Regions from separate parts of the Homo sapiens genome. Here regions 2 and 3 are each linked to region 1. A link is a contact called in ENCODE Hi-C or POLR2A ChIA-PET data. All regions are on one chromosome and are shown on one strand. The core of a region is the stretch at or near the end of the contact, and the rest is flanking DNA. Distances in the headings are between cores, read along the strand shown. Region 1 overlaps ANTXR2 (ANTXR cell adhesion molecule 2). Region 2 holds the start of CCNI (cyclin I). Region 3 holds the start of LIN54 (lin-54 DREAM MuvB core complex component).

Region 1 (3,566 bases), core at 640-3,139:
TGACTGAAACAACAGGTAGTGCCAAACCCTATATATACTATTTTTTTCTATACATACATACCTATGATAAAACTTAATTTATAATTTAGGCACAGTAAGAGATTAACAACCATAACTAATAACAAAATAGGACATTTATAATAATATACTGTAATGAATCCTTACAGTGGCCCCATGGGGGAGATATTTATATTCCTATTTTATAAATGAAGAAACAAGGTTGAGCTTGGAACTAATCTCTATTCTGTCTATAAGCTCATGCACATCTTCATCCATACCATCCCAGAAACTATTTATGGTTTAAGAGATTATCCTATTTACCCAAAACTCTCATACAGAAGCAATGACTGGCAAAATAGGTAATTCAAAACGCATTCCAATAACACAAGAAAGTTTTAAAATTAGGTTAGATCAGAGGTTCTTAATCCTGGCAGCGCATTAGAATACTCTGGGGAGTTTTCAAAGGCCAGTGATAACCCTGACCCAACACAAACATGTGAATTAGAATCTCTTCAAATAGAGTCCAGAAGAGCTTTTGAAAATCCCCTCAAATGATTCCAGTGTACAGCCAGGGTGGAGAACCACAGTGCATATATAGAGCTTTATGTGAGTGACCCCTGGACTGAGTGTGAGGAATTCTCACATCACTGTGTAGAATCACGGTGTTCACATACAACAGATGCTCAACAGATGAGTGTAGACTCATTGACTGAAATCCTGAAAGAGCTTTGAAATCTGGAAAGTTAAGACAATGTGCATTGGAAAGTTCAAGTACTGTACAGACACATCGTAGAAAGAAAAAGTAGGAGATACTGAAAATAAAATTATGCCTTCATTGTTAGTTGGTCAATTCAGGATTCCCTGCAGACTGTTTTATGACACCATGATTTCAGTCTATCTTTATTTTAGTTATAATGCCTTGCATACCTTCCACATCCAAAGTGTTTCAGAGAAAAGCTACTGATATGGCACAGTGCATGGCAGTTGTGGTGGCTATTTTCCCTTCCCTTCCTCACTCCTCTCCTCTTCTCCCCTCTCCTTCCCTTCCCTGCCCTTCTCAGCAAAGAAATTAGGGAGATACAAATAGAGCTGAAAGTGCTAATTTCATACATTAAAAAATTAGCCAAGCCTGGGCATAGTGGCTGAAGTCTGTAATTCCAGCACTTTGTAAAGTCAAGATGAGAGGCTTGCCTGAGGCCAGGAGTTCAAGACCATCCTGAGCAGTATAGTGAGACCACATCTCTATAGAAAATTTAAAAGTAGCCTGGTATAATGGTATATGCCTGTAGTCTCAGCTACTTGGGAGACTGAGGTGGGAGGGTTGCATGAGTCCAGGGGTTTGAAGTTGCAGTGAGCTATGATTGTGCCAGTGCACTCCAGCCTGGGTGACAGAGTGAAACTCTGTCTCCAATATATATGAAGCCTCTAAATGAAAGCGAGGAAAACACCATATATATATATATGGTGTTTGTGTGCCTCCTCTCTTTCTCTTTTTCCCTCCAGTTGATAATGGAATTTGGTCCCCCAATTCTCAATTAAAGAAAACCAGGGCTTTAATATAACATTTTGTTTGTTCAATTCCTGTCTCTTTCAAAAAAGTATTTGAGGCTGCATAGAAATTAATAGTGTTGCAGAAAATTAATAAAATATAAAAAGAAGAGTGCTAAAATTTTGGAAAAGGGGATGAAACACTATGATAACCACATGAACTTAACAGAATTTTGTGAATGAGTAAGAAATTTACTGTGGGCTTCCCCAGTAGTCAGGACAAGAAATAAGTTTGCATGGTTGTCAAGTGCAGAAAAGAGGAAGTACATAGCAACTACTTGGGGGTGACAAAGAAACTTCTGCTTTGAAATGTTATAGGGGACGATGCGTGTCATGACAGCAGCATCCTTGACAACTGCTTCACAACAAATACAAAGTAGTTTCAATATTGCTGTTCCCTGTAGTTGAAGACATAACTTGAAAGCCAAACTCAGTGAAGCTGATCTTCTAAGATGTTGAATTCAAGGAGTTGAACTTATCTTTATAACATAACCTTTCTTTCTTCTTGTTCTTAAAATTTTAGTCATTTTCGCTTTCATTTAGAGGCTTTTTTTTTTAACATTACAGTGGGGATGAATGATTTCTGTTTTTAACCTACCACATTATTTTGCTTTTTCACCGTTAACTGTTTACCAATTGAAAAACTTAATATTTATTTTCAGTTGCTTGGGATTCTTCAAGGGTCTGAGATCTGTCTGCCCTGTCTTGTTTTGGCCTTTGTTTCCCCTAAAGTGATACCTTGTTGATTGATAAGAGGCTGACAGACTTCAGGTAGTTACCCTGAAGGGAGTACAAGGCCAGGACTCACATGTGTTTTTCTTGGCTATGGAAAAGGAGCACTTTCCTCTTAGGATCATGCAGCTGCAAAAGTAATGATGGGATTGAGTGGAGCTTGGAATCTTATGGTGCAGGTATAGGTACAGATAGAAAAACCGCAAACTGCTGTCTCTCTTCCAGTGTAATAAGCTAGCAGATACCTGACTGTACAAAAAAAAACCTTGAATCCACGTTTGGGAAGTTCCTTTAGCTTAAAGTCTTGTGCTGGTGTTGTCTGGGACTCAGCAGCAATGGTGAGCTGATTTGAACTGAATGGAGAAGGCTGTCTTATGCAAAATCTGTTTGTGTAAACTTGCATTTCACTTGTTGGCAGCAAACACTAATGCTCAAAGACACACTGCCACTCATTTCTGAAAAGCACCAAATATTTGACTTTTATCTGCATTCAGACACAATCAGTTTCAAGTTGTTTCTGTAGCTATCAAACGTAAATATTTTAGATACAACAAGCTTATGAATTACATAACTTATGCTATCATCCTTGGAATTATAATTTTTTTATGATATATTGAAAAATTTATTGAACACTTACTTTGCAAATGACATTATAATAAGTACAGAGCAGGGGAATACAGCATAAATAAAAGACATGGTAATAGCCTAATGTAAACTTTCAGTGTAGTTGAAAAGTGAATATTTAAATTAAATTAGTTAAATTATTAGAAAGTTGAATGTTTTTAGGAGAGAACTTTTTTTTATTATGGTAAAACATGAATATGAGTATGACTAGAAAGCTTGGGGTGACTCAGAATAAGAGTGTAATGAACTTAAAGAATGGTTCAGAATAGGTAGACTTTAAACCAAATATTTAAAAAGACAATTAGCAAGAGTTAATAGAGATGAGTGAACCAGGAAAGAGAAGGATTAGGGTCATACCTTGAACATTGTCTTCTGTTACCTGGAAACTTTATGAGATGGAAAACTTGCCTGATAATATTTTTTATTGCGATATAAAAATACAATCAAGAAGTTACTTTTAAAACGTATATAAGGCTCTGGTGAATGGATTATTTATTTCAATTATTTGAAACACAATATTGCAGCATGACAAAATGTTTTGAAATTATTTTTGACATATTTTATAACCGCATGTGATATAAACGTATACACACATGTACCTATATAAATGTTGTGTATGGCCCCAGTAAGTTCCTTGATGTTAAGATGATACTTCTTACAAT
Region 2 (3,566 bases), core at 1,067-3,566, 3.0 Mb after region 1:
ACTTCCTTACTTTCTGTCTCTATATATTTGCCTATTCTGGACATTCACGTAAGTGGAATCATATAATATGTGGTCTTTTGTGACTGGCTTCTTTCATTTAGCATACTGCTTTCAAAGGTTATGCATGTTATAGCATGTATTAGTATTTTCTTTTTATGGCCCAATAAGATTCCATTGTATAGGTCGGTGTGACGGCTCATGCCTGTAATCCCATCACTTTCAGGCTAAGGAGGGAGAATTGCTAGAGGCCAGGAGTTTGAGACCAGCCTGGACAACATAGGAAGTCTCATGGCACCCCCATCTGCGCCACGGAGCCAGACCCCATCTCTTAAAAATAAAAATTTGATTGTACATAGATGTATCACATTTGATTTATACAGGCGCCAGCTGATGAACATTTAGGTTGTTTCATCTTTGGCTATTATGAATAATGCTAACGTTTGTAAAAAAGTTTTTGCATGGACAAATATTTTCCTTTCTCTTGGGTATATATTTAGGAGTGGAATTTGCATTATTCTTATTGGAGTGAAAATCAGAAGCAATTTCATGGTCTAACAATGGAATTATGTTACACTCTCAATAGTATTATGCAGAAATGCTACAGTCTCAAGAGTAACATGCAGAAAAATGGTGGCTTTTTTGAATGAAGACCATATAATAATAGGCTACATGAAGTGAAAAAAAGAAAAAAAAAGGATACAACCCACTTGAAATCCTCCTAGGGCTTCCCATTCCTTCTTCTGTTCTATGGCATCTGTCCTCTGCTTCCACATCCTGCCTCAGTTGTCTGAGGGCCAGCCACACTAGCTTTCAGAGATTTTTAGAACGTCTCAGCTTCGGAGCCTTTTCACATAACTTCCTCTGCTTGTATCATTCTTTGCCCAGTGGTTTCAAGTCTCATCTTAAATGTCACTTCTTCAGAAAAACCTTCTCTGATATCCCAAACCAGGCGGAAAGGCAAGCGTTTCCACAGCAGCCGGCGATTTTCCATCTTAACGGTTTTAATACCAGAATTGTTTACTTGGTCAAATATTGAGAGCCTTTTATACACAGGGATAGAGGGTGAAACATGCAAGATCCCTGCCGCCTGCGACCTTATATTCTAGGGAGGGGATACATGCACAAGTAAACAAGTAAATGTACTTGGTAATTTTACATAGTGATAATTAGCTCAATGGTTATCCTCTGTTTGGACTGTAAACTCCATGAAGGCAGGAGCTATGTCTGTCTTGGCTACTTCCAGTTTGCTGAGTCTGGCCACTAAATAAACTCAACACATATTTTTTCACTGACAGTTAAAATAACTATATAAAAAACAAATGGAAAAAACAAACGAGACTTCTATAAATGGTTGAGATCTAGCTCTTCCTCTTTCAAAACTCTGTAATACTACATATTTTTAAATAATTAAAACAATCAAAATAGCAAAAAGTTACCGTTTGTACTAACAGAACCCCAAATAAAACCCATTTATGTCACCACACATTCTTTAAGCACCTGGTAATAAAACCTATTCGGAAATACTCAGACGTGTTGGTTGAGTGGATAAAATCCCCTTGCCACATTGCCAAGCAGGTTCCTCGCCGTCAGCAGTATAATTTACAGTGTTTCACTGAGGCCTTAAGCACCCATGATTTGATTCTCCCTAATTTTCCGATTCCTAAAACCCTTTAGAATCTCCCTCCACCCACACAATGTGGCAGTGAGAAAAACCGCAATTCTATTTACATGTCAACGGTAAGAACACGTAATACTTTGCTAGGTCAACAAATCTGCAAGATCTCCACCCAAGAGATCAGTAGCCCCTTCCCAGTGAATCCTTCTAAGAGCCTGGGGACGAGTAGGGCTAGATAAAACCAAGCTGCTGTAAAGCTGGACCACAGGAGCGGATCGTGAAATCCCCTCCCCCAAGCGCAGCGCTCGGCCGCTTCTTTCTTCCCCAGGCGCATGCGCAGCGCACTCTCCGGCCACCGCACGCCCCCTCAGTGGGGGCCCAGAGACGCTGACGTCACCGTGCGGTCTGCAAGCAACCCTTCCGCTCCTTCAAGGAAAATGAGTCCACGGACCTTCGGCTTTTCTTAGCCACGAGAAAACGTCCTCCCTCCTTCCATCCTAGTGCCAACGACTTCCCCAGCCCGTCTCCTTTCGGCCGCACTTCTCTGTACTTTCGTTGGACCGGGAAGGCGGCGGGGAGGAACAGGAAGGGTGAAAGACCAAGTCCGCGTAGTTTACAAGGAGTGGGCGAGTCTAGGAATCGGTCCGCGAGGGCGGAGCCGAGGAAGCCGGCACTTCTTCCTCCCTTCCCCTCTCTTCCCCTCCCTCCCCAGCCTTCCCCGCGAGCGGACGCGGCAGCGCCTCTGTCTCGCTTTTTCTTATTTTTCCCCCCTTTCCCCTTTCTTTTTTTTTTTTTCTTTTCTTTTCTCCCCTCCCCCCCTTTCACCATTTCCCCTCGGAGGCGCTTTCCCCGGGCAGGGGCAGAGCCGGTCTCACCCCCCGCCTCTCCCCGGCCCCCGCCGCCCTATGGCGAGAGGGAGCCCCCTCCCAACCCGGGCTCGAGCGGCGGCGGCCTCAGGCCGGGGGTCATCATGGAACTAATTCGCTGACCGACCCAGCGGCCGCAGCCGTGCGTCCCGCTCGAGCGCCAGCGCCCGCGCCCGCGCCCCCCGATCCGCTTCCCCTTTCTCCCTCCTCAGTTGGCCGAGTCGTCCCGCGCGCACCGCCTCCGCGCGCCTATGAGAATGAGGTGGTAACGGGCCCCCGGATGACCCCGCGTCACCACTGTGAGGCCTACAGCTCTGCCGGGGAGGAGGAGGAGGAGGAAGAGGAGGAGAAGGTGAGGGGCGGGGGCGGGGGCGGGGGCTCGACGCGTCTCCGCGGCCGGCGTCGACGCGCTGGGGCCCCGCTGCTCCCCCCGCGCCGCCCCCGTGGCAGCGCCCTTGGCCGCGCGCTGCTCGCCGGAGACCCACCCTCCCGCATCCCCCAGCCCGGGGAACCTCGGGGCCGCCCTCTTCGTCCTCTCCGGCCCAGACAGACCCGTCACCTGCCCACTTGAAAACGGCACTACTGTGTTCCTTTTCGGGCCAGTTTTTCTGTCAGCGAGTAACTTTTTTTTGTGGCAGCGGCAAATTAGCTACTCTATAGTGCGTGTTGGAGGCTCTACGAGCCCGTGTTAATACACAAAGAAGGGGACACACCCCCACCCTCAGGTTGAACGATTCTCCGGGGACACCAGGAGGATTACTAACTTTGCACGGCAGACTGAATGCCAAATGAATGGGGTGAACCTCCGGTGCTGTGAAATTCGGGGGAGGGCAACGTTACCCAGGGCTTGGGGCGGGTGGGTGGGGGGAATCCGGGGGAGGTGAGATTTGAGTTGTGCTCTAAAGGCTAGATTAAATAACTGGAATTTGAAAGGAGGACAGAGGAGCCTCCGCTGGAGCTAGGGGGCTCCGTTACAGATCCTTTTGGCAGAAGTTGACAATTGGGTATCAAAACAGTGGAAGGTGTTTCGGGAGGTAGGATGGATTCAGACTCTGAAGGGGTTTGAACTAAAATGTTTATGTTTT
Region 3 (3,566 bases), core at 493-2,992, 3.0 Mb before region 1:
CGTCGGCTCCCGAGAGGGTGGCTGTCACCCGGCAGGGCCAGCGCTCGGCCAGCCGCCTGCCCGGCGGTCTGGAGTAAGGGCTCCTGCGGCTGTTGACACGCACACTGCGCGACCCAACAAGCCACCCGTGGCGGCCCCAGGTTTCTGGGAACCGGTTTTGCTGCTGTGTCATTTTGTGCCAGTCCCTCCTCTCCCTACTGCCCGCCGCCGCGTTCTTCCTATGCCCCTTTGTACAGGCTCTTGTTCGTGCGTGTCCGTTTTCCTCGCGAAGCCCACCAGCCAAATGTCATAATGTTCCCGAGGTGCACGGGGGAAGGGAGCGGGCCGGGACTTAGCTTGGCCAGCAACGGTAAACAACCAAGCAGAGTGCGGATGGACGGGGCCGTCAGTGGGGAAATGAAGTTTAAAGATGAAGTAATTGAGAACACTTTATACTCTCAGCATCTGGTAGTCTGCATATAAAAACAGCAATTGGGGTGGGTGGTGGACAGCCCTTGTTGAAGGCTGAATCTACCGACTTTTATATGGAGTTGCCATTGAAACAAGGTAGGGAAATGAAATGACTTTTTCAACTTCAACTTCAACCTTACTCTTCCTACACTAACTTAGACAGTAGAGTGGCCCTGTTCGCAGCCTTGAAATTCAGTTTGCCCAGAGCTTATGTTGTGGTTGAATGATACAGAATTCAGCTTTTGGATGGTTAACTCTTTCTAAAATTGACAAAGGCAGCCAGTTTCCTTTTTTTTTTTTTTTAATGCTGATCTCTTCAGAAGCCTTGCAGCTTATGTTTTGTTATTTTTTAAATGATTAAGAATTACCTCTGTTCTCTTTTGGTTACTTATTCAACTGACTGATGACAAGAGCTGGTAACTCTTACCTACCTAGTAGGTAGCTCTAGGATCTTGTTCTGAAGCAAGCTGTTTATTTTTACTGTACAGAACAAATATATCAGCAGCAGATGGTTTTTTTTTAATTTGATGACTTAGATCCTAAAAAAACATTTGGCAAATAATTTTAGCTAAGAGTTATATTTTCAATATTTTAGAAATCGATCATTCATGAATGTTTCTACAATTAGTTCAATCATTTCAAATCTAGTTGCGCTTTGACGTCTTAAACCGATGACAGATTGGAAGTCGCAGTGTTCATGGACAGAAATGACCAGATAAATTAAGTTGGAGAGGAAGATAGCTCAGAACTTTATTTTTTTAAATTAGATATTTTGACCACTTCATCTGCATGAGGATTGCTGCCTGTAATTGACAAAGGTGTCAAAGGTCGAACATGCATATGGAAATAGCTCATCCTGTCAAAGTAGTTCTGCGGGTGGGGTAAAATGTCAAAGTTGGTGAATGACATTAAAGGTCTTTCACAGTGTTTTTAGTGCCTGAGATAGCCACAGTGAATGAAACGCATTCCACCATCTCTCTCAAGTTGCTGCTCTGAAAATGAAAGAGTTTGGGTTCTTTATTGTCCTTATGCCACCCTCCGCATGGCTTTTGGTCTTGCAAACAAAAATATGCCGGACTTGGGACCCCGCAGGTGGCGCGACTTCCTTTGGCGTCCCTGCGGGGGCCCGTGCTCCGCCCGGGGGTGAAAGGTCTCGGCGTAGCCCGTGTGCACTTGCACGGCCCTTGTGCGTTTGAAGGTTGGCGGGGCGGCGGGAGGCTTCCCCGGATATGTGGGTGTGCGCCTCCCGGGTGGGGCGGGCGGGGAGGGGAGGAGGAGGAAGGGGGAGGTTACTGGTGGTGGCGGCGGCGGCGGCGGCCCGGGCTCCGGCTGTCGGGGAAGCTGCTGAGCTGTGATGGTGATGACGAGGTGAAAATGGCGGATCTTTCGAAATACAATCCCGGCCCCTGACATACCAGAGGCGGCGGCGACGGCGACGTCGCCACCCCGGCTCCCTTCTCGGTCCCCGGGTACCCTGGAGCGCTCCAGTTTGGACAAACTGGGAAAGGAAGCTGCTGGCCAGAGCTATCGTGCACGGGCAAAACAAGCCCCGCCGGGGCTCGGGATTGCCCAGGACCTTCTGGAGCCCCTACCTCGGAGCCCGAGGGAGGAGAAAGCGGCAGCCGCTGGAGGTAGAGGAGGATGGGGTACCCGAGGGCTTCTCTGTCCGGAGATCTCTTTATTTGGGGGGATGGGGGTGGGTGGGGAAAGAATTGCGCGGTGGATCAAGGAATGACTTGTCCGGAGTGCGAAGAATCAGTAGCCTCGTCATGACATCAACATTATTCTTTGAGTGTTAAGAGGGCTCCAGTTTGCTCTTATACCTAAGGCTGCTGCTGAGGCCTAGAGGAACCGCTAGCACTTATCATGATTTCCTGATATAATGTTTAAAACAGCCACTCTGGCGGGTGTTGCTTTGATGGTGTTCAGCAGTTCTTGGGGTTGTACGTTTCTTTAGGGAGGCAGAGCATTGGCATTTTATCTGCATTTAAGATCTGTGTCTTAGATCCTAGTCTGTAACTTGTTGGGTTGTGGATGTTCACATTTTATAGAATAGGGACCAGTTTTGTAAGAATTAGAAAAAAAATTTTTAATGCTCTGTTATCCTTAGAGTAACTAACCTCTTTGCCCCTGCCATTTGGCATATAACAATTGAGATACTCTCAGTTATATTTTATACTCATGCTTTTCAGGGAAGTTCTTCTCTATACTCACCCTCCTGCCCCCGCCAACCTAGTTCATGAATTCAGAGAGTAAAGTTATGAAAAATTTTGCTGTAGATTTTATAATGCAAATGAAATACAGCTCTAGGAGCTCTCTTTTGGTCCTGAGTTTTACCTTCATTGTTAAGAAGGAGAGTTGCGATGGGGTGATGCAAGCATTTGTTGTGAGTACATTAAGTTGGGAAAAATAAATTGAGACCTCTGTTATTTCTAAATCACTAAATGCTGGAGTGATTAGCCTAGCCCTTTGTTTAGAGAGCTGGATTGATTGACTATAACAGCCACTGTTTTATTAGGTTATCTGAAGACCCATGTTAAGTTTTAGGTTATGCTGAAAGATCCGTAAGGAGTCTGTCTCCTTGCACACAACACTAGTGTTACAGAAAAGTTACATGTGAATCAAATTTTTAGGCTGGGCAAAAAAATTTTTATACATTAATTTGGACCCTATGCTTTTCCCCCAGCTTTTTTGGGTCAATGACATTGAGTGTATAATGAACAGAAGGATTAGTATTGAGGAATGCCCATGGGTAATGTTTATGATTAGCCCTAAATTTCCGTATTCAAATTGTCTACAGAGAGTATATGTGATATTATTTCCTTATTCAAATTGTCTACAAAGAGTATATGTAACACACTGTGCCATAGTGTGTCATATATCACAAATTTTGTAGTTTACTTAGAGGGGAAATATTTTGTGTGAATAGGTGTGTATAGTTTGTAGGTCTGGCTTTCACTTACTAGAAGAATAAGAGACCCAAAAAAATTTTTAGGAGAAATACCTTAGAGGTACTCAGAAGGTTTAATGATGACGATAATGATTATTTTTTAAAAATAATTTGTCTGATGCTGTATTATTCAGTAGGTATTTGGTTTTGTCTTTTTAAAATTACA

The links. Hi-C counts contacts between places; a loop is a spot of excess contacts on that map. ChIA-PET counts read pairs that join two places held with the same protein, here RNA polymerase II (POLR2A). Pooled maps may share reads with other maps.
Region 2: a loop to region 1 is called in a map of CD8-positive, alpha-beta T cell, with 12 times the contacts of the local background. The contact joins the promoter of CCNI here to the enhancer-like site in region 1. A Hi-C loop is called at or near these places in 2 of 168 maps with a recorded cell type or tissue (CD8-positive, alpha-beta T cell and naive thymus-derived CD4-positive, alpha-beta T cell) and 8 of 50 pooled maps. POLR2A ChIA-PET finds 5 or more read pairs at or near these places in 1 of 52 experiments (CD8-positive, alpha-beta memory T cell).
Region 3: a loop to region 1 is called in a pooled map, with 7 times the contacts of the local background. The contact joins the promoter of LIN54 here to the enhancer-like site in region 1. A Hi-C loop is called at or near these places in 1 of 37 single-sample maps with no recorded cell type and 6 of 50 pooled maps. POLR2A ChIA-PET finds 5 or more read pairs at or near these places in 1 of 52 experiments (CD4-positive, alpha-beta T cell).

Annotation. Positions count from the first base shown.
Region 1 is chr4:80,057,219-80,060,784 of GRCh38, reverse strand. The region is part of intron 3 of ANTXR2 (ANTXR cell adhesion molecule 2); the gene reads left to right. Among named protein-coding and RNA genes, the nearest start is that of ANTXR2, 14 kb to the left of the region's middle. Within about 2 kb of position 1,889, at least 7 of the 41 ENCODE cell types and tissues checked have a DNase peak (open chromatin) inside an H3K27ac peak, as active enhancers do; they include CD4-positive, alpha-beta T cell and CD8-positive, alpha-beta T cell, where a contact is called at or near this core.
Region 2 is chr4:77,074,739-77,078,304 of GRCh38, reverse strand. It overlaps CCNI (cyclin I), which reads left to right and starts at 2,316. Exons shown (of 7, transcript NM_006835.3): 1 at 2,316-2,833. RefSeq lists enhancers at 1,150-2,120, 2,019-2,248 and silencers at 2,429-2,778, 2,839-2,988.
Region 3 is chr4:83,008,999-83,012,564 of GRCh38, reverse strand. LIN54 (lin-54 DREAM MuvB core complex component) reads left to right here and starts at 1,742. Exons shown (of 13, transcript NM_194282.4): 1 at 1,742-2,081. RefSeq lists a silencer at 1,653-1,732 and an enhancer at 1,803-1,902.